Regions from separate parts of the Homo sapiens genome. Here region 2 is linked to region 1. Evidence: chromatin loops called from intact Hi-C (ENCODE). Cell type or tissue: CD14-positive monocyte. All regions are shown on one strand. Links, peaks and the distances in the headings refer to the core of each region. The heading gives the core; the rest is flanking DNA. Region 1 holds the start of SAMSN1 (SAM domain, SH3 domain and nuclear localization signals 1). Region 2 holds the start of LOC124905053 (a long non-coding RNA gene).

Region 1 (16,596 bases), core at 4,664-12,663:
CCTGGGTGACTGAGAGAGCCCCACTCTCTGGAAAAAGAAGAGAGACAGAAAGAGACAGATTCTCCCAAGGGACCTTCACTAGTCAAGACATTAGTCAGTCATAGAAAAGACTCTTAAGCTTATTAGGGTTTTCCAAGGTGGTGATCAAAGCTGTGCTGGTTTAAAGACCAGCAACAAACTTCTGTAGTTTCCCCATTGCTGCCTTGGTAAGGTGATACTACTGAGTGGATTCTGCTCACCTACTGGTTGTCAGAAGAGATGACCTTTGCTGTCTGAAATAAAGAAGCTGCCTTTGCATGAACCACATGACATACTGATTGCACCATAAACTAGAAAAACAAAAGCCCATGTTTTTCCCCTATATATTTATTATCTTGTAAAGAAAGTTTCTTTTCTTTTTCAAAGGAGAAGTGTTACTTTTCTAACACACTATCTGCACAAACAGGAGTTGGCAAATTCAAGTCAAGCTCTAATATTCAGAGAATTATAGGGCCAGGATTTTAGTGGAGATGGGACCGACATAATTTCTTTCAATGGGTGAGGAGATATTTCATTTCAATGAATGCTTTGCAGGAAAACTCGTGGGTTCAGAATTAGAAGTCCTGGAATCAGGAGCTGAGTCGGTAGAAAAGGAAATTCAAATAGTTTTTCATATGCGTAAAAATCAGAATAAGTACTTCACAGGAAAGCTGTTAGAATAAAATAATTTATCTTAAAAGATGTTGAAGCCATGGGACAGAATGTTATAAAGATCAATAATAGATCATTATCATCATTAGGAAGGTATTTTGACATATCTTATGAATTTCTCCATACAGGAGAAAGTTTTGGTTGTTGTTGTTGTTGTTGTTTTTGTTTTTGTTTTAATTGAGATGGAGTCTCACTCTGTCACCCAGGCTGGCATGCAGTGATGAGATGTCGGCTCACTGCAACCTCCATCTCTTGGGTTGAGACAATTCTCCTGCTTCAGCCTCCCGAGTAGCTGGGACTACAGGCATGCATCACCACGGCCGGCTAATTTTTTTGTATTTTTAGTAAAGATGGTGTTTCCCCATGTTGCCCAGGCTGCTCTGGAACTCCTGAGCTCATGTGGATCTACCTGCCTCAGCCTCCCAAAGTGATTGGATTACAGGCGTGAGCCACTGCGCCCAGCTGAAAGTGTTTTTTTTTTAAATAGTTCGTAGCATGCGTGTTTCCAAATTTTTGCTGGATTTTTTTCTCATGTTGTCTAATTCAACATTTGTTCTACCTGCCATAATCCTTTTGAGTTTTGAGGGGTACGGATTCTGCAATTTTAATCCTGTTACTTGTCAATCCAAGGAGGTGGCCTAAAACGTGCACACCTATACAGTTGAGACGATTCGTTTATTCAACAACCATTTCCTGAGCCCCTGTCTGCCAGGTTCTATGCTAGTGCTAGCGATAGGCCTAATTTCTGCCTTCCAGTAACCAAAATAAACCAACAACACAACAAATCATCAAAACAGTAAAAACAATCAAGCACCTATATGTGTTTGATTGGAGAAAGCCCTTTGTGGAGGTGACATGAAGGCTCATGCCATCACTCCTCCAAAGTCCACATGCTCTCATCACACCACAGGACCTCCACGGACAGGTGGCCTGAAGGAAAGCAGGCTTTGATGACAAGGAGCCACCCATGTCAAAAGTAAAGGGAAAAGCACTTCCCGCAGATGGAAAAGCTTGAGCAAAATCCCAGGACAGGTAAGAACTGACTGGTAGTCCAAGTGCAGAGAGATCAGCGTGACCAGATCAGAGAAAGAAAGGAGGAGAATGGCATAGATAGGCAAAGACCAGAGACGTTCCAGCCTTCCTGGTGATGGAAAAGAGTGTGGAGTTTGTGTCAAGTGCATTTGCAAATCCACAGCTAAATGCTAAATCTAAGTGAAAGCAGAAGTGAATTCCCCGTAGAAATTTCCCTTAACTGGTAGCTGGGGATAAATAGCATATTCAAATATCATTAGAGCATGTGACAGCAAGAAAACACCAGGTAAAAAGAGCAATGATGTGTGTACAGGCTTTGAAAACAGGGGTTGAACATGTTCCCAGGAACCTGGGTCACACTATGACCACGTCCTAGAAGAAGTATGGGGCGTGAATTCCTAGGAATCTCAGGCTTTCTACCTTTGTCCCTGAAGGAGAGAGGATGAAATTAGTATTTGTTAAGACTCTCTCTGTGTCAGGAATTTTATACATTTTGCACAATTTAATCCCAACAATAATCTCATGAGGAAATGTTATTTTCTCCTTTTAATTAATGAGGAAATTTGAGACTTGGAGAGGACAGGTGTCAGGCTCAAGTTCATGTAGCTTGTCTGAACTCAACTCTACATCACTCCTCCAAAGTCCACATGCTCTCTTCACACCACAGGTTCTCCGTGGATGGGTAGAACGAGGAAAAGCAGACCCTTCTGCCAGGCCTGCTCAGCAGAAAACAGTCTGAGTGTTTCACTGCTTGCAGGGGCCACTCCAGGAGGTCAGAATTACATGCTCTTGGAAACATAACAAGAAATCTGATTTCTTTCCAACCAGATATTGGTTTGTAGTTAATCAGTTATTATTATTATTTTGGTTGGAGAGGGTGTTGCTGGGCACAGATGTTAACTTGGATATTCGGTTTATTGTATATTCAGTTGACAAAACCAGATCTTTCTTTCATTTCTCATAAACATGGCTGCAAATGTTATGGAAAAGTTTTCTTATTTGAGAAAAAATAGAATTGAGTTGCAGGTAACATGTTTCTAAAATCCTGTCAATGATCACTTGATTTTTGTTTCCTCTTCCCACAAATAACACATGCAGATGCTTTCAGTTAGAATGCAGGTAGGCTTCCGAGGCAGCATGCCTCACTGTGGCTTTGCACTTCATGTATAAACCTCACTTTGTGTGTGTTGGGTGGGAGAAGGCAATGTGCATCTATTTACAATATACTCAGTCTCCTAAGAAGCTCTTTTATTACCCTTTATGTTAAAAAGAAAAGGTGGAATTCCATTTAATTGGAACAGCCTAATATGTGTATGTGTATGAACACACGCATGCATATACACATACATATATACCTAAGTATATATGCAGATTTATGTAATATACATAGGAAATTTGATTTAGCTGTGATACACATTTTTTCATTAAAAACATCCACCGTAATTATTTTCTATTTATTTGTAATTAAACTGACATGCAATTGGAGTATTTCATCTTATAATTATATTGTTCTCAAAGATGATGGCATGAAGATCATATGAGGCTTTTGATTGTTTTAAGAAGTAGACAATACACTTACCCTCTCCTATAGCTTTACAACTTTGATGTAGTTTCAAATGATCAGGCCTGAAAAATAATCTGGTCACTCTTGAATCTGCTATAAATTTTTCTGATGAGTGAAAATAGAAAGGAAATAGAAATGATCTTGTTCTTCCTGTTTAAGAATAGCGTTTCTGAGGAAAGGAAGCTCATATATATCTCTTCCATGAAATTCTACTAATTGCATTTTTCTTCAGTAGGTAGAGACAGGAAATCATGGTCTATTGATCAGTACAATCTACTTTCCTCTTTGCTTCTGGGGAATAAAGTATGAATTAAGCAGGCAATTTTAATATTATACACGAGGTGTACTATGTTCAGATAAAAGTTAATAACAAAATTTATAACAAAGCACTTCTGTGCAAAATTTAGATCAATTTGTTCTGTCAGTATTGTAATATGGACAGAATTGCCTTTCTGCCAAATGAGGCACGATTCAGTGGTACTGAATAATATTCTAAGTTTAAAAGTTATTTTGAAGATTTTTAATAAAAACTTGAGCTTCGACTGTTTTATCCTGTTTATAAAGAATGAAAAGGCAAACTCTTCCACAGAATACTGTATTTTTGTGCTTGTGAGAAGAATATGAAAATGTGGAGAGAGCACAATCACTTACATGTAAGAATGGGCTTCAATGGAAAGGCTTCATCTGTGTGTGTTGCTTTCTTCCTACTGTGTCATTCTGCCATGTCCCTATGCCAATCTGAAAACTTTAAGGTAGGGGTGGTATTGACAGGAATCAATACCTGCTATATGTTTCATATAGTTAGGAGCTGAGCAAATAAGATAAATATGTCCAAATGTTTTAAAAGGCAGGGTGAAGGAAGAGACTTGGAGTTAATAAAAATGTGAAGGAATGTAGTTGGCAAAACTAGATTTTGTTTAAATAGCTACATACACTTACCAAGAAGATGCAAACCTAAAGAGACAAAGAGATTTGGGAGAAGGATAGAAAGGATGTCAACTAATGTTTTGGATAATAAAAGGTGAATGGAGAGTTGGAGCACGTTGCAATCTCAGAAGTTGTAGACAAGGAGGCTGCAATGAAATGAGTCAGTGTGCATCACAGAGGCCCTGAGAGGCTCAGCCTTTGAAGGCAGCAAGGAAACTACTTTCTTTTCTCCACAGCCCAGCAGGGCATGGAAAGGTTAGTATCTGCAGACCTGAATAGTCTCAAAGAAAAGAACTCCAGAAACTGTCATTTGAGGGTCTTCTGATGAAAAAGTTTCCTTGGGGTAGGTGTGGTGATTCATGCTTGTAATCCCAGCACTTTGGGAGGCCAAGCAGGAGAATTTCTTGAGTCCAGGAGTTCAAGACCAGCCTGGGAAGACAGTGAGAACCCATCTCTACAAGAAATAGAAAATAAACCAGACATTATGGTGCATGTCTGTAATCCCAGCTAGTTAGGAGACTGAGGTGAGAGGATTGCTTGAGCCTGGGAGTTTAAAGCTGTAGTGAGCCATGATTGTGCCACTGCATTCTAGCCTGGGTGGCAGAGGAAGACTTTGTCTCAAAAAAAAAAAAAAAAAAGAAAAAGAAAACAAAAGACTTAACTGCTAGTTGATCACCTGACAAGCCCACCCATTTACATAGAAATTCCAGTCGGGTTTTTTCATACCATGATCTTTAGTAATGTATCCAGAGAGCACAATCTCCAGACATATGACAACAGCTTAAATATGAAAGACTGAAATCAAAGCAAACAGAAGAAGTCAGAATAAAACAAGATAATGAAGGGAATAGAAGGAAAATTGTAAAAATGATAATTAATAACTTCAGAAAGATAATGGAATATATTCCAAGTATTTGCTTGTTACTATCTAGTGTTTATTATGTACCAGGCACTTTTCCAACAACACCATAATAGTGTCTCTTTTCATTCTCATAGCAATATCTTTCAAGCATTACTGTCATGTGCACTTTATGGAAAGGCTAAATAACTTGTCAAGGGCACCCAGGTAAATGACAGAGTCAGGATTTGAACCTAGGCAGTGTGGTTAAAGTCCACCCTCATAACCATTACATGTCACTGCCTTTCCAAAACTTAAGAACAGAATGTTATGAAAAGTGAACAATCAGAAAGCATTTCTGCAAATTAAAAATCTAGCTAAAGTAAAATATTTATTGTATTTATTATAGTAATTAGTAGAAAAAGTAACGGAATTTTCCTGGAAAACAAAAGGTCAAATAAATGAAATCAGAGAGCAATATAATAAAATGAGAGTATCAATCCAGTATGTTCAACATTGGACTAATCCGTTTCCAGATGGAGAGAACAAAGAGAGATGAAGAACTTATCAAGGGAACATAGGCCTAAAGAGAAGTTTTTAAATAACCCATATCAACACACATAATATGACATTTTAGGATATACCAAAGATTCGAAGAAAATCCAGAGGAAAGAGGCAGAGAAAAAGAAAGAAAAAACAGGCCATACACAACAAAACAGGAATCACAATGGCTTCTGCAGACTTCTCAACACTCTGAAAGCTAGAAGACAATTGGAGAAGCCTTCTAAATATTGAGAAAAAAATGATTTCCAGGCTAGAATTCGATTTCAAGTCAATATAGCATTCAAATGTGAAGGATCTAAAAGGATGTAAGTGCCCTTTTTCTGTTAAGGAGATATGTTTCTGCAAATGAGAGAACAGACAAAAAGAAACATGATGTGAGACTTAGACCAGAGATAATTGGAAGTGATTAAGGAGAAATTCCATTCTATCCTCAACGGAGAACAACTAAACCACATTAGAACACATTAGAACAGAAAAAACATCTAAAGTGTTTGAGCATTTGCAATGACAAGTATGATGTTTGAAATTAAATATTTGAAACAAATCACTTGAAATAATTGTCAGAGTATTTATTGGTGAAATATTAACAATATATAGAGAACCAATCATATAAAAAGAAAGACAGTTATTAATTCCAAAAATGGGCAAAAGAGGAACATAAAGCATTAAACAATATTTAACTCAGCCATGAATAATATTATTTATACCATGATAATGTTAATAGTGACTAATGATTTAACAAAATAATTATAAGGTAGTTGGGAAGTAAGAAGAGTACAAAATCCTCAAGGATAAAAAAAGGAATAAATAGATAATGCCTAATGCATAAATCAAGAAAATATATTATCTAGAAAAATAAATCTAACCAACTAGAAACATTTTTTTTTTAAATATTGGAAGGATCAGAAAAAGAGTTGAAATAGGAAGTCTAGGAATAGAGAAGGATGGGAGAGGGTGCTTGTGTTTTCTAACTTTTTTAGTGTAAGCATTTTTATATTTGCAAAACTTTAAATGACATTTAGAAATATAGAAAAGAACAATATTGTAGAAATGTGAAGATGATAATCACAATTTGGATTTGATATTGAGGCAAGCAAAATCACAAAATTAAGAGCAAAAGATTGAGGGAATAATAAACGCTCTTTAGAAATAGAAATTGGAGAGCTAAACCTCCAACTCGAGCAAATGGAATGTGCTTATGGTAGTAACTTTACGGACAGATGCCTTATCAAAAACAGGTGACTTAGTCCATTTGGGCTGCTATAATAAAATACCATAAACTTGGGGTAGCTTCCAAACAACAGAAATTCATTTCTCACAGTTTAGAGGCTGGGAAGTCCATGATGAAGACACCAGCAAATTTCTCTTCTGGTGAGGGCCTGTTTCCTGGGTCATAGATGGCACCTTCTTGCTATGTCTTCACATGGTGGAAAAGTGGGAGTGAAGGGATGTCTCTCTAGCCTCTTTTATAAGGGCACTAATGCAATCCATAAAGGCTCTGTCCCCATGACCTAATTCTCCCAAAAGCCCTACCTACTATTACCTTCCACCTTGCGGGTGAGAATTCCAACATATGAATTTTGGGACCACACAAACATTCAGACCAAGGAACTTCATAGAAAGGAATTTCATAAAGTGTGCATAAGTCTCATTTGTGCTTCTACTCTGATTACCTACACCCATTTTTGTAAGCATAAAATTAGAGACAATGATTATTATCAAGGGTAGAATTGAGGGCCAATAAGTGTCTCAACAAGGTAGCTTGGGTTGGAGAGGGGCCTGAAATGCAGATTTGTCCCCATGATACTGAATCTTAATTATAGAAAAGAGCTCTGGATTGGCTGCAGATTTACTGGTTTCAAATTTTTTTACACATGTAATGATTGAACCAACTCTCTTTTCAACCAGAAGCCAGCAACTCAACATTACCCTCCCCCTAGCCCTTAGCATTCCTGACCCGAACAGTCAAATTAATCATTCCCATTTTATGCCAGGTATTTAGGTATGCCAAGACCTACTTATGACATAGAGTGATGGTTATGAGCTGAGGCTTTGGATTGAATCCTGACTCCACCACTTCCTAGCTGTGCAAACTAGACACGTTACCAAACCCCACCAGGAAGCTGAGAATGATAATATTAGTACCAGCTCATGAAGATTTTTGTGAAGATTATATTGAAAATATTTATAAAGCACACAGCATAATTTCTGTTATGTAATAAACACTCAAGATGACAGTCATTATTATTAATATTATTAACTTGTAGAATAATATTACTTCATGAAAATTACAACTTTTAATCATAAATGGATTAAATTTTATCATTATTTGTTATGCCAACCACAATATGGCCCTTATATGACTTTAAAACCACTTAGAAAGGAAATACTTATAATTTATTGAAGTAATCTGAGTAATTTGCATTTATTTTGAATCTTAAACTTTATCAGCCTCCCTAATTTTTCCAGTCACTTTGAACTGATACTACTCATTCTTGGTACCCAGTCTTCTCTTACATTCAAACATCTTGTAAGGCATAGATGTAATTTATGAAGTTCTTTGTCTCTTCAAGGCAGTTTTATCCTGTATGATTCTTTAGGTTCACCATTCATCTTAGGCCATTGGTCCCTTCTATTTATCCCAATGATCTGTTTCTTCTATAACTGAGATAACAAGATAATGTGTTACATTATCTCTTTGGAAATTTAAAATAAGCAGTAATTTTGCCAGGCCAGGCTCTCTAAGAGGCTTCCCAAGATATCCAGAGTATGACTAGCAACTCTAACCACTCAGAAACATAGTATTTTGAGCACATCAAGGGTAGATCCTTTTCTGTCAATACATTCTAGTTAACCACTTTGGCAGTATTTAAATTTGTAATGAGAAATAGCAATCTCAGATTCCAGGTACTTGATGTCCATATGAATGCTGCCTTTGTCTCCTATAGACATATCTACCCAAGGAGCCAAATCATCATTTATGCATAGAGCTTAAAATAAAAACAAAGGAAAATAGTTAAACACATATTTTGTTTACTGAAATCCAGCTAAAATTTGCATGATATGTTCATCTCCATGCAATAGATTATCTTGTCTGGAGAATTAAGATACTCAAAGCTCACTAAGCTCTCTTTTCCTTTAACTCAGCAACTTGAAAGGAACCTTCCAGTATTTGTCTGTGTTACTGTCTTTTTTCTATTTGAGGTAAAATGAATTTAGATTCTCCCTAACCTTCCTAATTATTTAGAAGTTGTTTGGGCATCACCTCATCCTTGTTAGTTGAATGTATGGGAACTCAGGCAATGAAACTCAGGCAGGGTCTTATAAGGAGAAGTCAACAGGTGGAATATTAATTTATCATGTAGACTTCAGGTCCGTTTTTAGAAGAAATTAATCCTGGTGATAGATATGCTTGATTTCACGTCTTGTTGGAAATGGCAAACCTCAGTAGCTCCCATCTTCTTGCCACTTCCTGTTAATAGAATCAGAATTTTATCTTCCCCTAATCTCCCCAAAACATGAGCTTGTCACTTCCTGGAGCAGGTCACCAGGAGAAGCAGAAAAGTCACTGCACAGCTTTTCAATTAGTAACACATTAGAAGGGATTTCAAGAGCTGGGTAGGGCTGGGTCCCTTAGAGAAAGGAATTAGTAAACAGGAACTCCAGACATAGAATGGGTAAGTGACTTTAGAGAGTTAGGAAATATAGGAGATTCACAAGGAAGAAACGGTCCCCCCACTTCCTTAACTCCTCCCATAGGCCAGGGGGAATATCCATCCCGTCATTTCTCTTAAACTCCCAAATCCAAACAAGGAGGTGTTGAGATGTTTAATCCACCTATGGTAAGAATAAGCTAGATAACTAGAGGAGGGTACAACACCAAGGCCCCTCTATATAGCTTGGCACCAACATCTGAATTATTAAATACAGAATTGCAGAGAACGTCATCAGATGGCAATGTGTACTTATTTCAGGAAACACTGAGAAAGAAAGAGTTTTTTTTTTTGATATTGTAGGATCTCCACTTCCGTGAAACCCCAAACAGGTAGGAACACAATATCCCCACTCAACTTCTTTGAATAAAATTCTCTTCCCTGTACTATAGAAAGAAGTCTACTCTGAGGGGGCCAAAAAGAAGAGAGGAATTATCAAGGTTAAGTTACTTTTATGATTGACTCCTTTTCTTAATCATAGATGAGTAAATTCTGCAGGTTTGAATGGAATACAGTTCTTTTTTCTATAAAATGATTATTCTTACATTAAATCTTAATTTCAGAGTTGGGTTCTGTGATGACAACCTTATTTTGCTTATTTTCAAATTCTTGAAATTGGTCTCTCTGTTTTCCTCCTGTAACAAAACACTTGAGGTATAGTCAGGAGTATTTTTGGTTAGAGTTAATAAAATATCCCTTGGTCATGGTTGACCCAGCAATACACAGAGGCATGCATAAGATTGTGCCCAACCAACTCTTCATGTTAGAGAAGTTTTAACTATTAGAGCAATGCAGAGAATCTACTTTCATTCTAAAAGATTTGATTTTAAAACCCTTCATCCATTGAACCAGTGTACATGTCCTAAAATAAAATGTAGAGTAGGATTAATCCAAACTACTATCTAATTGTATTCTTCAACCTGATGGCAGAAGGCAGAGAGATGTAGATGGAGATCCTCAATGTCTCAGAATCGAGGACATCACTTTGAATGTCCCATGATCTCTAATTTCCTTCTATCTATGCTTTGAATTTTATGATTTGTGTTTTAGCAATACACTAAATAAATATTTGTTGGATTGCTGAACCAATCCTTTTATGGCTCACCTTACTTTCCCGAAAAATACACCTCAATCTTTGTCATTTGACTGCAATTTCTTCAAAATTTTTACTCATGATTCATGACACAGAGATAGTACACAAAGTTCCATTCTGTCTGGGATGTAAGACCATTAAGGTATTGTAAAGCACCAAGACTGTGCTTTTGCAATTTCCCTATTTCAGAATACATGTTAAGCAACAGGGTTGCTAGTGGTTTAATCATGGTCAGTAGTGAGGTGTGCTCTGTACTGACTCTCTGCTTCATTCTTGTTCTGTCCATCTGTGACTTTTGAGCTTGCTGGGTCACTCTGTGTCACTCACTAAATATCTCGGTGTCCTCCAAATACCATAAAATAGTAGATAATTGATAAAAACATTTGTAACCTTGTCACTTGATCTTTTTGGGGATCAAGAAGTTTAACATAGTTAGATAATGAATGGGACCTCAAATGTCACATCTGTCTTTTAAGCCCCAGAAAACATTTTTCTTGAGTGAAAGAAAGATTGGAAAAATCCTTTTCCACCCGTACTTGAAGGAAAATATTTATTTTGTTTACATTTTAAACATTTCTTGTAATGTTAAAGATGGTGAAGTGCCTAGAGATCCATAAATGGATATATATTTTTTGTTTGCTTGAGTATAACGCTTTTAAAAACTGCATCTAGTCCAGATATGGGTCTCATAAATGTGACTGTTCTCTATTCTTTAGCACTGTATTATAGAAACATTGGAGAAATGTAACCTATAGCAAGCACCACCTCAAACTGAAACTTCATGCCTTTTTAGAGTTCACAAACATTTTTTGACATAAAACATTACTGAAATGATGAATCATCTAATAAGTATGTCCTTTATTGGTATTTCATTTTACTATCAACAAAACTCTACCATGTACTAAGTGCAAGCATTATCATTGCCATTTTATTACTGATTGAACTCCATAATTAAATTTTTATTCATAGATGAAGAAAAGAGGGTGTCGAGGGTGCAAATGGTTCACTTAAAAACGTATTTTTATGACTTTCAATTTCTTAAGAGATGAAGCAAAAGATCTGCCTAGCCAACTTTCTTAACCCAAGCCCAAACTGAAAGTCTAAAAGATGTATTTCTGGGGAATTACCCCACCTCAACATTCTCAGGTTTTCCAGTGTTCTCTGTCTGTGTCAGTATTTTGAAAACACTAACTCAATAATTCTCAAAAATCAAAGTCTGCTTTTATTATCTGGTAATAAAATAATAGGCATATTAACCATAATCATGAAAAGTATATTCTTTCAATTCTGTTATAGAACAAAAACAGGTTGTTTTTAGCTAGTCAAGAGGTTTGAAATATTGTCAAATTGCACATAATAGACAATCAATTTAATATTTATTAAATAAATTAGTGAAATTTGAATCTCATTTGTTAAATGAATTAGTAAAATTTGGGCCTTGGGGTGGAGCTTAGAAGTGTGAGGGAAGTTTGAGAAATAGAGTCAGTTGATTTGTCACGTGGAAAAGCTGCTGATTAAGAATATGGCACTACACTTTTCAATTCAGAGGATTTATAAACAGAAATCTAGGTTTATTTTCTTAATCTGGGTTGCTCAAATGGAACCAGAGTTTCATATATTTTGCAAATCTCCCTTTGGTAAATCCCCATTTAACAATAAAGCTTGAACTTTTTGCTTTTACTTCTGGGTATTTTGCTTTTTTCATTATCATAAACATTTTTAAACCATGGGGAAACTCTTAATAAGTCATATTAGCTCTACCAGGACTATTAAATAGAGGTTCTGGGTGTTTTATTTGAAGAAACCGTTGATCCATTGGCTCATCACCAGGGCAGCAATTATCAGTATATGGCATCGTTTGTAGCACAAAGACATATGGTTAATTGGGGGTTCTGTTTAATTGATCTCTTTGTTAACCAGAACTTTACAACATCTTAATACATTAGAAAAGTAACATATGATAAACATTTACTTTTAGTCATGTTCCCATTTATATTTAGAATGGGTCTAATCCATATTTTAAAATATATGCATACATGCTTTAAGTAGGATTAGTATTGTTTAAGTTCTAACTTATTTTATCTTCTAACATTGTTTATTTATTTTATCTTCTAACTGTGTTTATTTAGAAATATACCATGCCTGTAATCCTAGCATTTTGGGAGGCTGAGGTGGGCGGATCACGAGATCAGGAGATCGAGACCATCTTGGCTAACATGGTGAAACCCCATCTCTACTAAAAATACAAAAAATTAGCCAGGCATGGTGGCACACACCTGTAATTTCAGCTACTTGGGAGGCTGAGGCAGGAGAGTCGCTTGAACCCGGGAGGTGGAGGTTGCAGTGAGCCGAGATCATGCCACTGCACTCTAGCCTGGGTGACAGAGTGAGATTCCGTATCAAAAAAAGAAAAAATATATACAAAATTGACTACCTTGAGTATTCTTTTTTTTTTTTTTAAATAATAGAAAACCAACATCTCAAGTTTTATTTCAGTTATTGGCTCCGATTTTTTCTTTTTTCTACCCATGGAATGCATTGTAAATTTTTACTTTTATATAAACCAAGAAAATGAGTTTTGTTTTGAAATCCTTATGGCTCTCATAACTGCAGGCATGTCTAAATATGAGATTTGGAACATACCTCATAGAAAATAGCAAGACAATAAAGAGTTACCAAAGAATTACTGTAAGAAAAAAAAATTACCCATGTAAATGTTGAAGTCATATCCTGACTGAAGGAGGAAGTGGCAGGTCCCTGGGCTCAACCTTATCTGATGCTGTGCATTAGACAGCACACTGCTGACTGTTTTCAGTTGTTTCTGTAACAGCAGAAAGTGCACTCACTAGGAGTAGTCAGAATTCAAAATGCTCAAGAGAAAGCCATCCAATGTTTCAGAGAAGGAGAAACATCAAAAACCAAAGGTAAGGTGATTTCATACATAGTTAAATAAAATCAAACTATTTAATAGAAAATAAACACATATGTGTGTTTGAACACATACAATGTTCTCATCTGTCAGTCATAAGTCAAACATAGGGTTTAATGCCTCATGGCAAATACGGAAAAATTAAATTGCAAAGTTAGATTTTAAATCACACCTAGCAATTATTGTCTCTGTAATTTTGTCTTATGGTGCATATTGGAACATTTACATCTGTAAGTGAAGTTTGAGTTCAGTTCAACTTCAAGAAAATCAATTTAGTGGTCTCTGAGTGTTTGTTATTATAAAATCTTCTTGCATGTTTTTAATGACTATGAGATTGTCAACGTCTATTGAACAGTCTACTGAATGAATTTTATCTCTTAAGTAATTAGCTCTTCAAAATAGAGTTATAAGAAGGTTGTAAAATGGAAATGTTATGGTTAAATATAAGACTTTTCTCATTTTTGAATGTTAAATCATGATAGCTCGTTGTAAAGATGTATATTTGCTATTCTCTCGAACTAATGTTATTACTACACAAAAAATCGGGCTGTGTTTTGAGAAGCATCAAAACACCATATACTGGTAGACTTGACAAATTGGTAATATGTGGAATGTTACTCTGTTCTTTGTCTTGGCAATAAGTGCTACTTTTAAAAAAAAAAAGTATAACATGGGATAAAGTTCAAATTCTATTGTAGAACTCTAGATTTATTAATAACGTAAAACAACTATTTACAAAGTACCAATGTCAGAAAATTTCTCCAATACTTGTACATTTCTTTTCTCAGGTAAATACAATTTTTAGTCTCTTTCTGAGATAAACAATAGCTGAGTCCAGATTTTTTTTAAGGATTGATTTATTGTCTATCAGTCTTTATATGTTAGGCACCCATTTTCAGAGAAAGAGATTGGTTTATTTCATTTGTTATGACCTTTTGAATTGATGAGACATTGAACAATGGTCAATATTTTGAAACTCTTTGGAAGTTACCATCCAAGTTTTTCTGAAGGAAACAAAAATAAATGATTTCTTATCTTTGGAAACTGAGAATAAATGATTTTGAATATTAATTCTTTCTGACACATATGCATAATAATGGATAGACAAGCATCTTTAGTTTAAAATGTAGCTAGATAACGTATCATGATTTCTTTTTCCCTAATATAAGAAAAACTCAAAGTAACATTTTCCAAATAATACAGAAAAGTTTTTAAAAGCATGGCTTGTGCTTCCATTTAAGATTAATTTTATATGATATTTACTTGATTAAGTACAACAAATAGTTAACAATAGTAGGTTTAGGGAAGATCATAAAAGTTAATATGGAGAATGATATACCTCAAAGTATTTAAAATCTAAAGAGAGAGTATTTAATAAAGCCTGTATTTTATAGTGAGTTAGAGTCATATTTACAACATTAAACTATTGTCAAAATGATACTTTACTCCATCATCATCATTTGGCTTAAGAGCAGTAACTATTATAATACACTTGGAATATTGTTAATCTTGACTTCCTTATTCATAAAATAAAAAAAATTTTGAAAAAATATACATCTTTGAACAAAACATATCACAGAAAATGGTCACATTGGAAATGCTAAGTTTTGTTGTGAATGAATTCTTATTTTCATTAGACAGATGGTTTCATTCTGCATGAATTTAAAGAGATGTGAATATAGAGGCACAGGCATGTTTTTCATACATTCAGTTGGATTGTTTCCTTTTAACATGGAAGTGATATTTTTCCATTTGTAATTATGTCTTAAAATAACTCCTTTCCTCATAATTCACATTTATTTTGGTGGGTAATTTTCTTTGCATATTATATGAATAAAGAGCAGTATCTGTCCAGGTGCATGGGCTCACACCTGTAGTTCCAGCACTTTGCAGGGCCGAGGTGCGTAAATCACTTGAGTTCAGGAGTTCCAGCCCAGTCTGGGCAATGTGGCAAAACCCCATCTCTACAAAAAATTCAAAAATTACCTGGGCATGGTGGCACGTGCATGTAGTACCAGCTATTCAGGAGGCTGAGGCAGGAAGATTGCTTGAGACCAGGAGATTGAAGGCTACAGTGGGCCGTGTTCGTGCCACTGCACTCCAGCCTGGGCAACAGAGCAAGACCCTTTCTCAAAAAGAAAAAAAATTGGCAGAGGTGGATGCTGTGATAATCCCTACAAATAAAAGGCTCATAGAAAAAGGAGTGCAAATCCTTTCATTTACTGAAGAGAAATTGTGTCTAGAAAGGGTCTATGTTTAGAAACAGAACCATCAAGAAATTGGTCTGAAATATAGGGAATCACTGTCTTCACTGATTAACTACATACCAGATATTAGTTTACAAAATTTCCTAACCAAGAAACATAAACTCTTCATACTATACTCTTAGAATTTGTGAAAGGAATTTTCTTGTTTTTGTGGTTTTTTTTTAAATTGTAAATCCTATAGTAGGGTAAAAACTGACAATATAAAAAATGAAGAAAATATTTAATCATTTAGCTTTTGTTAACTGTCATTGGTTCTATTTCAAGTGACCTATTGGACAATTCAAATGCAATGCATATTATAACTAATGTTACCTCAATTAAAAATGATCAAACTTTCCAATTGAAAGCTAATGGAGAAAGATTTTGTTATTAGTATTTTCAAATAGGTCTTACAGTTATGAGAAGGTTCAAAACATTCATTTATATAATATGTAGCAATAGATTTTCAGTCCTATATCAAAAATAATTCATTATTTTCTTATATTCCTAAAACTTATCGATAAACATGTTCATGAATTTAAAAAGAGTAAGTCCAAATACATGTTAAAATACAGTTTTACCATGTGTAGTGTTATCATTAGTGTACCCTCTTTTTCATCCTTTATTTCTCTCTTTCTCTATTTTTAGTATAGGTTCTCTCCTTTGAATAGCTCAAAATTAAGAGTAGCATTCAAATTTATTGTAAGACACTTACAGTATAGGCTGAGAGGCAGAGACCAGAGATATTCTATAACAGAAACTGGTAAATTCTTGCAGAATTATTACAAAAGAAACCCATTGCATGTACTGGAATGTTAATAACTTCTAAGGGCTTTAATGTGTGTCTCAGAACTCTCTACTGTATACAGATAAATTCCAAATTAGAAAAGAAATAGGAGAATAATAGTTAAGTATTCTGTACTTAGGTTAGTTAAAAATAGGCTTGCTTAACATACATGCAAGGTACTGTTATCTTTATTCTTGAATTTTGCCTTTACCT
Region 2 (16,596 bases), core at 5,407-13,406, 69 kb after region 1:
TATTTGGTCATTACCAAAATAGTCAGTACAATATGACAACTTTAACTGAGGAGGGTAAATATTTCCTGGGACCAAAGCCCTCCATATGGTGTATGGTTGGGGAGAGTAGCAGTCTAATGAGATTGCCCAGGTAGGTGCTGAGTTATCGTGATCTTGAGTGAGTATGCCTCTGCCTCTGCTGAAGTTCCTAGCACAGTGGAAGTGGAGATTGCCCTAGCTGAAAGCGAAAAGGTTTATTTCCAGGTACACATCTCGTTAGAAGCTAGGCTCCAAAAAGAGATATGCAAGAGGAGGGGAAGTCATTTCAACTCCATATCTTCTCATGGCCTCAGGGGAACAGAAGCCACCAGTTATTTTCCTATGAATGGAATCCTATTCTTAATTTGTTGTTGTGTTTCCAAAAGGTGGGTTAGTATTCAAGTGAAATGAACACCAAATATTCACTGTTATTAGGAGAATTAAAGTGTTCAGGTAACTTAAGAATGGGCTTTAGATGAAATAAAAAATAACTGAGAGACATGCCATGTTGTCCACTAAAATTTCCTCCCTGGATAACGCTGCCTCTGGACAAATAAATATAGCCATAGTTACCTGAACAGTGGCTGGGTTTTCATTTGAGTGACTCCAGTGAGGTTAAAACTTGAGACTGAGGTTTTGAGTCATCCTAAGATGTGTATCCCTGGGTTTTGCCACTTTGGAGATGGCCCCAGGATAGAGAAAAACAGGAGGATGATTGATGGAGCTGAGAGGTATTCTCATATGAATTTTAACAAAATTCCTTTTTTGCTCTCCTTTAGTTCCAATGCCCTTTAATTCATCTAAATATCATTGTGTTTATTAAAAAATTATTTATTGAGAGATTCCTTTAGCCAGGAATTTTCCTATGCCTTTAAGGTTGTATTATTTTACAGTACTTCACCCAAAGAAAGCTAAGGCAAGCAAGATGGTAAAGACAAAATCTGGATGATTTGGGCAAAGAAATCTGGGAAAGTCAAGCAAAAATTAGTTTTCATTTTTTTGAATCTTTAATTTTTTAATATGTAAAGGTGGGGCAGATTTCTCTTCTTAGAGTAGAACTTTTTCCCAGAATAAGGATCCAGTTTTATTTCCTTAAAACTATCTTCACTTTTAGTATAATTGAGATTGCCTTTCTTAATTAATTAAATGTCAAAATTCCAATATAATTATTTTGTGAATAATTATATTAGACGTCTTCTGTTTTCATCACGATGCCACCCTTTTCTTTCAACATTGATAACTATCTTAAAATGTTTTTACATGGGCTTTATACAATTCTGTAACAATTTTGGTAGGAAATAAATTATTTTAATATGCAAATTAGCTCTTCATGATAAAATATTTCCTAAGTAATTTTTAAATGTTATTCTATTTTTATTATATAGAGTACAGAATTATACAGCTTTCTGGAGTTCCTAGTATGCCTGCTGTCAGCTGGCAGCAATAAGAAAGACCCTTATTCAAATTATTTAATAATTCTTCAGTGTATTCTAATTTAGATACGTATGTCCTTTAAGATATTTACAAACCATTTGGGGGCTTTATTGAAAAATTATACCGTTTTAATTCTTTCATTAAAAACAATGTGGATGACCTGAGAAATAGAGGGAAAATTAACAAATTTGAACACTTTTGTTTGTAAGTTATATGCGTATGTGTGTTTTCATATAATTGTAATAATAGAATACATGAATTATGTATACTTTTTTAAACCTAGCGTATTATCAGAAACGTTTTAGTATAAAAAGATGCACTGAAACATCCTATGGGAAGTCCATAATTTTGTAGGCAAACCTGTTTCTTATTCCAATGTGTTACTTGCCTGGTTAGCCCAGATGATTGAACCATGGGACAAAACTGATGAAGGTTATGGTTTCAATTTCTGGGTAGGCCAGTTAGCTTTACTCTGTTTCATGGCCACATGAAGGGACTAAATGACTTAGAAAGAAAATGTGGATGCATTAATGTGAATTCATCTCCTCTGCAGGAAAGAAACACCCATAACACAAGACCTAGGTTTGTGCCAATCCCTGTCATTAGTGTCAGGATGAAAAGAAACAAGAAGAGGAAAATCTTGATCCTCCAAATACAAAAGTGAATGCGATATAGCTTTCATCTCCGTAATATAACATAATGACCTGCCTTTTTATAGTTACAGTTGAGAGTTCCAGCTGATCACCTGCCTGAAATTATTGCAAGCCTGGTAGGAAGCATTTGAGGAGCACAGTCGTGTTTTCATTTCACGAGGAAATCATTTAGCAAATTACTGCTGTTCTGTAAATTACCGTGCTGCATAACTTTCATACTCAGAAACTATTTTCTTTTTCCATAAAAATTGCAGATGAAAGGTTTCTACAATAAATGACCTGTGTTTAAAACAAAACCATTCCTAGAATTTAGAGAACATGATATAGCATTTCTCATGTGGAAATAAAAACAAATACATTTTTGTTACTAATATTACACAATGACATATTCTCTAGTAAAGACAGTTTTTAATTTATTTACTTTATTCCCCATTGAGGTGAATGCACAGAGGCTTCTGAGAGTGAAATAACAAGCTAAATATTTATTTTTTTAAAGGAAAAGAACTAATTTTGGAAATTACAGTTCTTAAAGACTCTGCTTCATATCCTGAAGAGAGCCCCACAATTGGTAATCAACCTAAATAGAACAGAGTGTTGGGAACAAACAGTTTTTATTATGCCAAGTCTTGTTTAGGATATCAATGTGAAGGGAAGTAGATCAGTTCTTTTAATTTTGCATTGAGGTAATATTGGCCCAAACATAATCTGGGGAAATGTGGCCTTATCCCCACAATCATTATGACTAAGAGGTTCACACTCCAAATAGGATGATCATTGCTGATGTGGCAGAATGCATACAAAAGCACTAATTCCTCTGGCCTTTTCTAGAAACACTTGGATAATGGAACACAGAGCTGGCTCATTTCATTTCAGTGGCAATAAGATAGAAAAGCCAAGGCAGGATAGAAAGCAATTCTTCAGAGAATGAGGTCCCATTTTAGTGCTGCCTTTTCATTAAAAAAAAGGGCTTAGAAAGAAGAGTGAATGACTGATACTCAGAAAGACTAGTGAATAATAAGTAAACCCTCCCAAACTTAAAGATTGTCATGAATAATGCACACAAAATGCTTCCATGGTAGCTAAAATTTAAAAATAACAATCACAATAGGTGCCTATTAAAATTGTCATCTTATATCTAGAACTAGTTATAATATCACTAGGCAAATACCTGATATTTGAATCTATAGTTAAAATTGTGGGGCAAATGTGAAGATTCAGAAGAATGGCATAAATATGGTTTCACTGTTGCAAATACAAGCCTTAAGGAAAAGGTTAAAAGAACTGTTATGACTCATTCTGAAGATGAGCAGACTAAGAAGCAATTTTTATCATTTTCTTCCAGCCTTTCTCAACCAGTATTTTTCTTCTAAACTACAGAATTTAGGAGATATTTTAAGTAACACTTTTCAATTTCTCCCATGGATGATGCTTAACTAGTACCATTCTATAAACATTAAAGAGAAGTTAATTCATTAACACAAGGGTAACTTACAGCACAATTCTCATTTATAATGGAAGTTGATGGCAATTGGACACACAGTGGATCATAAACTAATGTTAGCAAAACATATGGAAACTAGAAAATGCATTTTAAAGAAGATAGATATATATATATAAAAAATAAATAAGATAAAGAGTAGATTTCCTAGATATAAATTAATTAGCATTATAATAGCCTATTGAAGAAAATTATACATTTTCCTTCTTTGAAGGATTCTGAGGTTTGGATTTACTTTATTCTCACTGGAATGGGATGAAGTGCAAAGCCTCTGTAGGCAGAGTTCTTGTCCCAACCTTAAATGTGTGTTTGGCTCTTTCAACGTGGAGCTATTCAGATGCCTACAGTGGTGAAGCCCCAAGGTTAGAAGGGGAAAGAGGAAGATATGGTACTGCAGCTAAGAGGCAGTACCTGAGATCTATTTCTTCTCTGAGGAGCTCAGCTCAGGATGCAGAAACACCCATCAAGAAACCACATGGACAGAGAGAAAGTTGACGCTAAAGGAATCGAGAAGAGTAATATGTGAACTTCAGGCTGCTTAGGGGTTCTTCCAAAATATATTTTGTTATATCCCTAATAGTAATCTTTTTCTAAAAGATAATGCCTGTTGAATATAGAACACTGCTTTAAGAATGCAGAATTATCAATCTGAAAATAAATGATTATTCTTCAGGACTACAGACAAAGATATGGAAGACTAAATATTCATAAAGTAGATTCAGTGGAAATTTTGGTGTTTTACTTTCTAAAAGCAACCTGGTTTCTTATGCCTATTTTGTGATACATGCAAACATAGGAAAATTCTGGATATTTAAAGTTTTATTAGTTAACTTCCAAATAATTGAAGTCCTACTGTACATTCTTACTTATAGTGATAATTTATTAATTAATCTAGATTATCATGAATCTAAAATTGTTCACAAAGATCACTATTGACTTGGATTGTGCATTTAAACTATAAATGCCTTTTTCTAATGATACTTTAAGGAGTATTTGGACAAGGCATCAGTCACACTGTGGATACAATCTGCTTTCTCTGGCAACTTATTATTAATGTAAAATGAGAGTCCATATTGATCTTTGCTGATGCGGGAAGTTCACATGAATTCCATGAAACTGCAAATGAACAATGAAGGGCAAATTTTGGCTTCTAATAAAACAGTAGCTTGAATATTTGGGTGCAAATATCTCTTTTGTAATAAACAAAGATACCTTTTACTTGCAGAACTTTCCATTGTAATGAAGTCATGGTTAGAACAGTTAAAATAGGATAATACTTGAAAGTGAATGAGTACATGAATAAGATTTTGTGTTGCTTTACCTAACTCCTGCCCTTTTTTTCCATTTACAGTTATTCAAGAGCAAGAAAATGAACCTGAGCCCCTATCCTTGAGCTCAGACATCTCCTTAAATAAGTCACAGTTAGATGACTGCCCAAGGGACTCTGGTTGCTATATCTCATCAGGAAATTCAGATAATGGCAAAGAGGATCTGGAGTCTGAAAATCTGTCTGACATGGTACATAAGATTATTATCACAGAGCCAAGTGACTGAACACGCATTCCCAACTATATATCTACAGATGCATTCCATTTTAACTCTTCTTGAGCTAAAACGTCAAATAGGAGAGGAAGATAAGATAAATATTTGTAAATAAAACCTAAAGTTTAAATGTTTTAATCTGAATAATTGTACATAAAATTTTGTATCTCTAACATTCCAAATTACTGTCAATAAAATATATATTTATTATTTTAAATGCTATGTGTTAATATTTCACTTGCTTGTATTAGAAAGGCAAAATGTAAGACTTTGGTATGTGTGACATATGCTTTATTTGGCTTTATTTTACAAGTACAGTATCTGCAAAAAACAAAGTAACCTTTTTTCATACCTGCCAGTTTTGAATTTATATATGTTATTGAACAAATAGTAATAGAGGATTCGCTGTTGAAACAAGTTGTCCAAGCAATGTTATATTCATTTTTATACTTATTGGGAAAGTGTGAGTTAATATTGGACACATTTTATCCTGATCCACAGTGGAGTTTTAGTAATTATATTTTGTTGATTTCTTCATTTTGTTTTCTGGTATAAAAGTAGAGATAATGTGTAGTCACTTCTGATTTAGTGAAACCAATTGTAATAATTGTGGAAATGTTTTGTCTTTAAGTGTAAATATTTTAAAATTTGACATACCCTAATGTTAATAATAAAAAGAACTATTTGCATATTGCATTTTCCAGAGTAATGTTACTTAAGGGTTTTAATATTGGACTTTAGAGAAAATATCTCCTCCCAGACACCCCTCACTTTTTGTAATATAAGTGCATCCCATAGCAATAATCTCAACCTCCTCAAACTCATCTGTCCCCTGAACCCCAGTGATGTTTATCTGACTCACTTGATACCCTCAGGAAACTTCAATTCAACATAACCAAACCATCGATTTTCTCTACAAATTTGTTTCTGCTTTTTTATTGCCAACTCCTCTTTACTGCTACTATCACCCAGCCAGTCATCAAAGCAGAAAATCACTTCTTGCTTCATCTCACATATATCCTCCTCATACAAATTCAATAAGTAATCAAGCCCTATGGATCCTACCTCTACAAATGCTTTCATATTCATGGCCTTCTATCCATTTCCATGGTTGTTGTCTTGCTTTGGATCCTCATGATCTCATGCACGGAAAATGGCAGTAGCTTTCCAACTGACCCCCTACCTTCTCATCCATCCTCCACACAGCCTCCAGATAAATCTTTCTAATCCATGAATCAAATCAGGTACTTTTCTGCTTGAAAGTTTTGGAGGGCTTCTCATTGTCTTTAGTATAATATCCAAACTTCCTTCCAGGCTGCATAAGGTCTTCCCCAATTGCTTTTTACCTACCTTATGAATTGTAACTACCCCCTCACCACCACCACCATACACACACACCTCTCAATCTACACTCCAGCCATAACAATATACTTGCAATTTTCTTCCCTTTGTGACTTTCCATATGCTATTTATTTTCCTGGAGTGTCTCCTGCTATTTTCCACATTAGGAAGTCTCCCTCTTTCCTCCATCCTAAAGGTCACTTACTCTGTGAAGCCTTCCATGATTCCCTTTGGTGCTCTCTTCTTTGTGTTTCCATAGCAACTTGTAAATTGTGGTTCATAGCACTTGTCATATTATGCTTTATATATTTGTATGACAATTGCCCTTCCGTAAGACTGTGACCTCCTTGTGACAGAGATTATTTTGTTTAGCCTTTTTAATCTCTGGTGCCTAACATAATACCTGGCACACAGTGGGCACTTAGGAAATATTTGCTAGAGGGCATTGAATATGATGATTATTCCTATATAACAGATTCCATCTTCCTATTTAAATTGATCCATTCAATTTATATAGGTACTGTAGGTAAGTACCTTCCAAAGTGACCTATTTTTTTTTTAACCAATAAAACGTAATACCTTAGGAAAAAACAGGAAACACAAAGTGTTATTTCAAATGCTGGAGGACAACATTACACTGCTAACGTCCGGCATATTTTTCCAGACCCCTGAGATTTAACCGCATATGCAGTGCCCAGGTGAGGCTAAAGCACATGTCTACCTCTATTCTTCCCCCTTCACAGCATGAAATGGTGTTTCATTTCAGTTTTCCAAGGTGCTGCCTCCATCATGACCCCACTCTTGCTACAGCTACCACTCCAAATCGATTATTCTGGGGCCTCCTTAAACACAGCAGTCACTAACCATGATTTTAAAACTTTAATCACCTGCTGCCTCAGGGAGATCAAGACAGGATAGCTTCTTTATGGAGATGCCAGGAAATTGTAAGTTGGGGAGCAACTAACAAACTACTTGACTTTAAAACGGTGGCAATCGCCCATGACGCATACTCAGCCACAACTTCAATCACTTAAAAATGAAGGTCTGGTACCCAGTCAAGGATTTAGGGAAATGCTTTTGAGGGGAAGTGCTGCAGAGCCCTTGAGGAGATTGAAGCACAGGAAGAGAGATTGGATTCCTAAAAAGAGGAGACACCATGAGGCTCAAGTGGTCAGGAGGAAGGCCTCATCACGGAGTTCCGCACTAAAAAGGACACAAGAATAGCGGACGTATACTCCACATTAAGGGAGGGCTGCTGTCCTCACCTTACCCACAGCTCCTTACGGATCCTCTGCAGCTCTCGCCTCAGCTCCCTCAACGTGGGGCAGGGAACATCAACAGAAGGAAGACAGGTTTTTCTCTTGGCCATGGAAAGCTGAATAAAGAGCAGCGGAAAGATAAGAAACGGCTCATCCAAGGTTGGGAGGTAGCTGAGGAACTTGGACCTTCTGCTGCTTTTGGCTGAGTGAGAGACATGAGTCCAAGCCTTTTAAGATGGCTAAAGGATTAACATTATAATAATTACAAGATCATGATACTGGCTTTGTGTTTCTAGGTTGAACCCTGACGACATTTCCCAGTCTCATATGTTTATTTATTCACTCAGCAATATTTAAAGTTGGAACATGTATGCTGTCCAAGACTATGCCAACAAAGGTCTTTTTAACTATATAACCGCATGAGAATCATAGCATAGCTTCTCTCATTGGAACCCACTGAGTCTTTCATATATACACAGATCAGAATATACCGTTATTCTGATCCCAGAGATTCCGTATCTTTGTAAATTCAAGTATGTTGTGACAATATGCATGGTTAGAGGAATTTTATTCCAGATAAATAAATAAAATCCTCATAGTAATTTTTTGATGAATACAAAAATCAGATCATTTAAATTCTGAGTTCCCCTTGTAATGTACAGATGAATATATCTACATTCTGAAGTATTTCATTATAATCTTTTCTCTTTTAATCAATTAAATTGCCAAGGGAGTTAGTTCAGAAATAAAATAACTTTTAAAATTTCAAAATGATAGGCAGCTAAAGATTATCAGGATTTCAGAAAACGTACAATTTACTGAGGTTACAGTCAAGTGCCCTGCAACTTCCTGAATGAGGCCAAATTGATGACATTTCATGTTGAGAAACTTCCGTTACAAGCAGAAGTTCTGAGAAAAATAATAGGAAGAAATTTTAGATACTCCATCACCTCACACACGCACGCACTTCCATCCTCCCCACAACCATCAAAAAACTTGAATAATTTGCATACAGACTTCAAGTACTCTTTCATAAAGTGGGAAGTCACGCTACAATCACGTAAAGGTTGAGAGCAAAACGAATAGGGACTAAATGTAGGTAAAAGAACAGCAGCTTCTAAACTTGACCAGGTTTTTTGGCTATGGAAATGAGATAAAAGCAACCCTCTTTTTATGTTACCTCCTATTTAACTGCCGAATTTCTCTGATCACACCCAATGTTCACCTAAACATAGAGACTGGAGGAGATCATGGAGTTGAAGCATCTGGTTTGAGAATTGTGTGACTGGGCAGGTCATTTATCCTCTAAGCTTAGTCTTTTTTTTTTAATCTACAAAATGTTGTCAATTAAATGAGATAATGTGTGTAAAGCACACAGCACGACGCATGTAGTATGTGCATAAAAACAACTACTGCTATTATATCCACTACTTCATTTTTATTCATTGATGTCTGGACATTCAGTGGAAGCAGTGCACATGCTGCCACAATGCAGGCATGGACTTGCAGGCATTTGAAATTCTTAAGACACAAATTGTCTCAGAGCTATGACAACTGTGTTTGTCAGAAGCAATGAGAGAGAGTCAGCTGGCTTAAGAGGACTTCTCAGATGAATGACCATTTCTTCATGAAAGAATATCTTTGTTTACTCCTAACCAGCTTACGGAGAGGCTGTGCTATATTTAGCTTTCATTCCTCACACCTAGCTCATGATAGGAGTACTCTTTTTTTTTTTTTTTTTTTTTTTTTTTGAGATGGAGTCTCACTCTGTCACCCAAACTGGAGTGCAGTGGCAGGATCTTGGCTCACTGCAACCTCTGCCTCCTGGGCTCAAGTGATTCTCCCACCTCAGGCTCCCAAGTAGCTGGGATTACAGGTGGGCAGCACCATGCTTGGCTAACTTTTTGTATTTTAGTAGAGACTGGGTTTCACCATGTTGCCCAGGGTGGTTTTGAACTCCTGAGCTCAGGGAATCTGCCCGCCTTGGCCTCCCAAAGTGCTGGGATTACAGGCATGAGCCACTGTGCCCAGCCGGAGTACTCATTTTTGAAGAATGAAGGATTTATAAATAAATGCCTAATGAATAAGTGAAAAAATAAAAGTTTTGGGGTTATTACTGCTATTAGTGCACCTTGGACCCTGGTCTCTGATAAATTATGGAGTCACAACTCATTGTGCTATAGGCAACAGAGAAGCCCTCAGGAAGGCCGCCTAAATGTAGATATTTACCTATTTATAAAGCTTAAGAGCATTTAGGCAAATAATCTGCCATGGGAAATCGAAGTGCAGAAAGAGGCTGAGAAGCTACCAGGAACATATATGACCTTTTCATAACTCTTCCTTCCCTATCTTCGTCATGCAAACTTCTCACATTTGAATTACCAACAGTTAGAGTATCAGAAGGTCTGTGTGACATAAATTATAAGTTAAGAAACCATGAGGGAAGAAAGTAAAAAAATGACATTAGTATATTCAGTGGTTTCTTTTGACCTTCTGGGGTCCCTGATGGGCCTGAGTGCAAAGCAGCATTTCCTCATAGGGCAGGAGTAGAATCCTGATGTGTAAGGCTAACAGGATCATTTCCTTTCTGAGTTCTTGGGCACTAGGCCAAGTGAATGGGCAGGAATCATTCCAGTTGCCGAGTAAAATGGGGTGAAAAGCACTTCTGGCACACTTTGTCCATATAAATTATACTTGTTTGCAATTCATCAACTCCTTCTCTCCTTTATATCCATATGTAATGTAAATGATCATCTTTCTCTGAAGCTCCATAATGATGCAAAGCTCAAAAATGTGATAGAATCAGCTAAAAGAGAGCAGATGGAAGTTTATCCCCCAATATGCATATTCATAAAAAAAAATAGAGAACTCAACAAAAGGAGATACATAAGTACTTTTACCCGGGGGCTGCATGGACTTCTGTATGACAGTAAGTTGGTTTTCTGCAACTATTCATTTCGGAAACCTTTACTCATTCGTTTCTGCAGCAGTCATTGAAAATGCTCTGGGAAAAAAAAAAAACTGTCTCTGTAGGAAACAAATATATTTCCCTTTGGATTTTTATTGCACCTTAGAATCCGTGATTCAGGAAGTAATGGTTAAATATTTTACTAGAAAAATATAATTAGAAGGCAAACAATGTAAAAAAGTGAGGTCTTAAGTGTTCCTTTAGCAATACAAACTACAGACGTTTAAAAGCACACTGTTACACTGAAATAGTGATATAGGGAGAATAATGAACTGTCTGGATCACATTTGTATGTTTTAAAAAAATATCTGATTACTCAGGGGCTAAGGTGGTTCATGCTGGTGTACTGAAGATACAGCAATGCTGCTAGAAATTTAGTTTAGACAAAGAAAAGAAAAGATAGGAAATGGTAAATATATATATATACAGCCGGGCATGGTGGCTCATTCCTGTAATCCCAGCACTTTGGGAGGCCAAGGCCGGCAGATCACCTGAGCTCAGGAGTTCGAGACCAGCCTGGCCAACATGGTGAAACTGTATAAAATCACTGGAAGGGTGGCTGTGAGTTTTGGTAGCGTACAATGAAAGAAGTAGCATTCATACCAAAATGAGATGTTTCTGACTCTCCTCTCCAATCTACTCTCCACTTGTGAAGCCTGGATATTCACTCAGATATATTCACCTGTATAAGCTACTACATTCCAGTTCTGTGCCCTGAGGTTCCTGTTGGGCTCAGTGAGCAGAAAGTCCCCTCATTCCCTGAGGAGTGAGGTCAGGGTATTTGTTTTCCCTGTGAGATCACCTTGTGCTGGTGCTTCCCTTAATCAAAGGTTGCTAGTCCTTTCAAGGTGACCTTTTACATGATTCTCCTTCCTTGAGATTCTAGTAATTGCTCTTCCTCCTGATCTCTTAGGGTCTAGATTGAGTAACAGCTCTGTAGCTCTTAGCTCCCACTACCAGTGCAGCCCTTATTGGTTCCCCTGCCCTCTACTCTGCCCACACCTTTGTAATTAGTCCCTTTATAAATAAGCCTTCCTGGGATTTCCTAATTTGATTGTGTTTCCTGCTGGTAGCTGGGCAAGTACAGTGATCCACCAATGCTCATGACCTCATGACTTCTTTTTTTTTTTGAGACGGAGTCTTACTCTGTTGCCCAGCCTCCCTGGTTCAAGAGATTCTCCTGCCTCAGCCTCTTGAGTAGCTGGGATTACAGGTGTGCACCACCAAGCCTGGCCAATTTTTGTATTTTTTTTTAAGTAGAGACATGGTTTCACCATGTTGGTCAGGCTGGTCTTGAACTCCTGACCTTGTGATCCCCCTGCCTCGGCCTCCCAAAGTGCTGGGATTACAGGCGTGAGCCACCGCGCCCGGCCATGGCTTCAAATTACTTAGGCCATGTTCTTGAAAGCAGTGAGCTCTATGGCTCCGGTATAACTACACTTACATGGTCTCAGGTCATTTTTTTCTATTTCACTACCAGCCACCAGCCTTGCTGGCAATCAGTTTGCTTCAGGAAAAGAAAGAAAAGAAAAGAAGAGGAGAGGAGAGGAGAGGAGAAAGAAAAGAAAAAAGGGTAAAGAATTTCCACTAACTCCATCAAAATTCATGTCTTGTACCCTTTCAATTCTTAATCCACCTGTTTCATGGGGCCCAGACATATACTTCTCCTTTTTCCAAGAAGCTAAGAAATTCTGGAATTGGAGTGACTGGCAGCATATAAATGGAGGTTTTCATGCTGCAGTTCAGGCCAACCTAACTGCAATTAACACTTCTTTTCTCCTTTACTAATAACAAAATCCAGTGTCCACTTTACTATGAAACACAGGGTCAATTCTATTGGGAAAATGTACCACCCAACAATATTAATATGCATCCAGCAACCATATGATAAAGCAGAATGAAGGAAGTGCATATTTTAGGCTGCTTGCTACCTAATTAGAAATATCTGACATTAATAGCATTTTGGAGGGTGTGTATAAATATGATAACACATAGATACTGAAATTACATTAGCAGTTTTTCACATCTAAAATTCTTTGATTCTAAGTTATACTTCATCTACAGTATCACTTGCTAACATCAGGCTCTCATACACAAACTCTTAGGCCTCTTAGTCTCAAAAGAGGTTGTTGTAAAATACGGATGTCCAGATAATTTGCATGATTAATGAAAATATGTTTTAGAATATTAAACATTTAAAATGTTAGCATTCAGTAGACTTTCTGACAGAAGTTAAAAGACTATTAGAATGACTGATGAATTGCTACAGTACATTAGCCCTCAGAACAAGGAACCTGCTTGCTAGAGGACATTTATGTAACTTTTTAGCTTTCTTGTTTTTTCCTTTCTCTCCCACTCTAACTAAATTGTCCTTATGTGACCTTGGCTCAGATTTAAATGGCCAAGCATAGGACTTTGCAAAGTTTTGACCCTGCAAATTACATGAAAAACTATAGTCAGAGAGGGTGAAAGAAAGCAGCTAAATTAATCAGTGCTTGGTACATAATATATCTGGCATATAGTAGGAGATTCATAGAAATGTGTTGAAGGAATGAAACGCCTTCTTTCATGTTGAGGATGGTCTTACCTCAGCACAGTGGAAATAAATAAAACAGAAAATCTCTTCCTGGTTAGTGACAAAGTCACTGACAGTTCAGTTGTTTAGATAGGGCATGTAGATCTACTTACTTTTTTCCATGTGTTAGGATTTGTATTTCCGAATGAAGCTCTTCCTACTGTAGTCTTCTAGAGCCTTTTGTCTTGGTTGGCTGCAGAGCTTATCACGACCTATTTGGTCATTTGCTTCCCTCTCCTGTTATACTTAGAGATGAAATATACAACAAAGGACTGTCAGGGAGGTGTTTACATCCCCTCTGGGTAAAAAGTAAAAGACCGTTGAAAAGGTAGGGCCACAAGAAATATCAAAATAAATTATTAAGGTAGAAGCAGTAAGCGGCTTAATGGCCTTGCTTTGAGGGAGACAATTAACATTACTATAATTTATGGGAAGTATTATCATGCAGTTATGAGCTCCCTCTCTGAGCCCTACTTGCCAAAGCCTGCTTCTTTAGGCAGTGTTTTCTTGATAGTGTTATTTAGTTGATAGTTTTCCAACACTCAAGTATTACACAGTATCATTATTCCTGTGTCAGGGAGTGTGGAGAAAAGTACACTAGGGTACATCATCTAGAATCCCATTACTTAGTCATTAATGAAAATAGTGGGCAGAGCAAGTGTAGGAGGCTGAATCATTGCCCCCCAAAGACAGCAGATTGGAATCAATGGAACCTCGTAAATGTCACCCTATTTGGGGAAATGGTCTTTGCAGATGTGACTAAATTAAGGATTTTAAAGTAAGGAGTGAGTGGGTCCCTAAATGCCACCACAAATGTCCTTATAAGAGAAAGGCAGAGGAAGATTTAACCCATGGAAAAGAAAAGACCATGTGAAGACAGAGCAAAAGGAGATTTGAAGATGCTGGCCTTGATCATTGGAGTAAAGTAACCATAAGCAGGGAAAGCTGGAAGCCACCAGAAGCTGGAAGAGGCAAGGAATGGATTCTCCCCTAGCACCTCTAGAGAAAGTGTGGCTCTGCAGACACACCTTGATGTTAGTCCATTGATAACCGATTTCTGACTGACCTCCAAAACCAAGAGAGAATTAATTTCTGTTGGTTTATAGCACCAAGTTGGTGGTGAATTTGCTGTAACAACCACAGGAAACTGAGACAGCAAATAAACTATCTCCAGCATTAAATAAGAGGATCGTTCCCCCTATTCTTGGCATTTATTAGTAGACCATAGGAAAAAGTAGATTATTAGCAGTAAGTTTAATACAAACAGATATAAACATCCATATCCCTTAAAACTTATGTGTATTGTTTCTTTCTTTCTTTCTTTCTCTTTCTTTCTTTCTTTCTTTCTTTCTTTCTTTCTTTCTTTCTCTCTCTCTCTTTCTTTCTCTCTTCCTTGCTTCCTTCCTTCCTTTCCTTCTTTCTTCCTTTCCTTCTTTCTTTCTTCCTTCCTTCCTTCCTTTCCTTCTTTCTTCCTTTCCTTCTTTCTTTCTTCCTTCCTTCCTTCCTTCCTTTCCTTCCCTCCTTCCTTCCTTCCTTCCTTCCTTCCTTCCTTTTCTTTCTTTCTTTCTTTCTTTCTTTCTTTCTTTCTTTCTTTCTTTCTTTCTTTCTTTCTTTCTTTCTTTCTTTCCTTCTTTCTTTTTTGACGGAGTTTCGCTCTTGTTGCCCAAGCTGGAGTGCAATGGCAATAGCATGATCTCGGCCTAACACAACCTCCGCCTCCCAGGTTCAAGCGATTCTACTGCCTCAGCCCCCCGAGTAGATGGGATTACAGGCATGCGCCACCATACCTGGCTAATTTTGTATTTTTAGTAGAGATGGGGTTTCTCCATGTTGGTCAGGCTGGTCTCGAACTCCCGACCTCAGGTGATCCACCCGTCTTGTCCTCTCAAAGTGCTGGGATTACAGGCGTGAGCCACCACACCTGACCTGTTCTTTTTTTCTTGTATATGTGTTGTGTGTGTTCAATCAACAACTTTTTTTTGAACAGGACAGAAAAGTCCTTCAATAAAATGAATTTATGAATATAACAGTTAAGTATATGCTATTTTTATCCCTCAGATGTTTTAAATTTCTGTGTAACATAGCTGTTATGGGCTAAAGAGCATTATACAAGTTTAAAATATTCTTGCAAAGCAAAAACACTGTGATTTTGGCTTTAGTAAAAGCAGAAGGTTCTTTGAAGACCTGTAAATCTACACTTTGCTACTTCCTGAAAGAAAAGTGATTTTTTATATCATAATTTGTTTCTCCACTCCCTCATCAACTCTTCATTGAATATGTTCTAGGTACCTGGTAAATCTGCTAAGCTTTGGGAAAAATAAGATACAGCACCTGTTCTCAAGGAATTAAGAGTTCAGTGTGGTCCTTTGGCATATGTATAAATAAATACATCCCTATGAAATGTGATATACTACAGTAGTAATGTATACAAGTGGTGTGGAAGCAGCAATCACAAATAAATTATTTCAGAACCAAATGATCTGGAAATTCAAGACTTTTGGCTACTTTGCTTACCAGCATCAGCAATCAAGTCCTGTATATATGAGCTTGAGAATAATTAAATTATTATTTAATTTATATTAATAAATTTATAATAATAAATAAATTAAATTATTTAATTAATAATTAAATGCCTAGGCATTTGCAATAGGAGAAGAATTTAACAATACATTGGAAATGTTTTGTATTCCTTATTCTTGTGGCCAGATATTTAGGACATTCATAGTGAAAATTATATTCAAGGTTAGAGTAGACAAGATTCAATATCTTCAGATTCTGGATTATAGAATTAATAAATTATAGTCATTTTTCTCCTGGCTTCAAAAGCAACTACTTGTACAGTAAAGGTTACTTAATTAAAATTTATCCAACTGAAACACCCATTTCTCTGAAACAAATGTTTGTGCAATTGACATCAACCAACTCTTCACATGAGTAGGTAAGAATAAACAGTGGAATGATGCCCAATGAATATCAATTAAAACAAATTGCTCCTAATAAACTTTGCACAGGCCCATGTTCACATGCACCTGTGTGAGCCCACACCCCCACCCTTGGAACTTTATTATTGTAACTTGTCTTCTCTAAAAGATCAATTAGCATTGACTGCATCTTAAAGACTATGTCTTCATTTTATCCTTGAAGCCTTAATTTTAATCACTGATAAGGCACAAGTTTCAGGTAGGACCAGCTATGTAATGGGAGACAGCCTGAGTGCTTAGAAAAAGGATCCAGTGCAAAATGAAAATGCACAACCTCTTGTTCAAAATGATTAAGAATTTTAAGACAGCAATACAATAGCAGAGCAT

What was found. A loop is a pair of places that touch in the nucleus more often than their neighbours do. Peaks named below come from ENCODE experiments on the same cell type or tissue, not always from the same donor. Only the 100,000 strongest peaks of a DNase experiment are listed, where the experiment ranks them.
Region 2: it touches region 1 in a loop (4-fold over the local background); 8 of 110 quality-filtered maps call a loop at or near these places.

The regions. Positions count from the first base shown.
Region 1 is chr21:14,542,954-14,559,549 of GRCh38, reverse strand. SAMSN1 (SAM domain, SH3 domain and nuclear localization signals 1) reads left to right here and starts at 13,235. Exons shown (of 8, transcript NM_022136.5): 1 at 13,235-13,345. The coding sequence starts at 13,289. RefSeq lists an enhancer at 15,376-15,425. In CD14-positive monocyte, for the core only: no CTCF peak of the experiment used is centred there; DNase peaks (open chromatin) are centred at 9,249 and 10,599; H3K4me3 peaks cover 1,801 bases; H3K27ac peaks cover 4,363 bases.
Region 2 is chr21:14,474,473-14,491,068 of GRCh38, reverse strand. SAMSN1 (SAM domain, SH3 domain and nuclear localization signals 1) reads left to right here. Exons shown (of 8, transcript NM_022136.5): 8 at 4,955-5,841. The coding sequence ends at 5,157. LOC124905053 (a long non-coding RNA gene) reads right to left here and starts at 13,740. Exons shown (of 3, transcript XR_007067925.1): 1 at 13,402-13,740. In CD14-positive monocyte, for the core only: no CTCF peak of the experiment used is centred there; DNase peaks (open chromatin) are centred at 7,538, 8,688, 9,298 and 10,188; H3K4me3 peaks cover 1,992 bases; H3K27ac peaks cover 3,632 bases.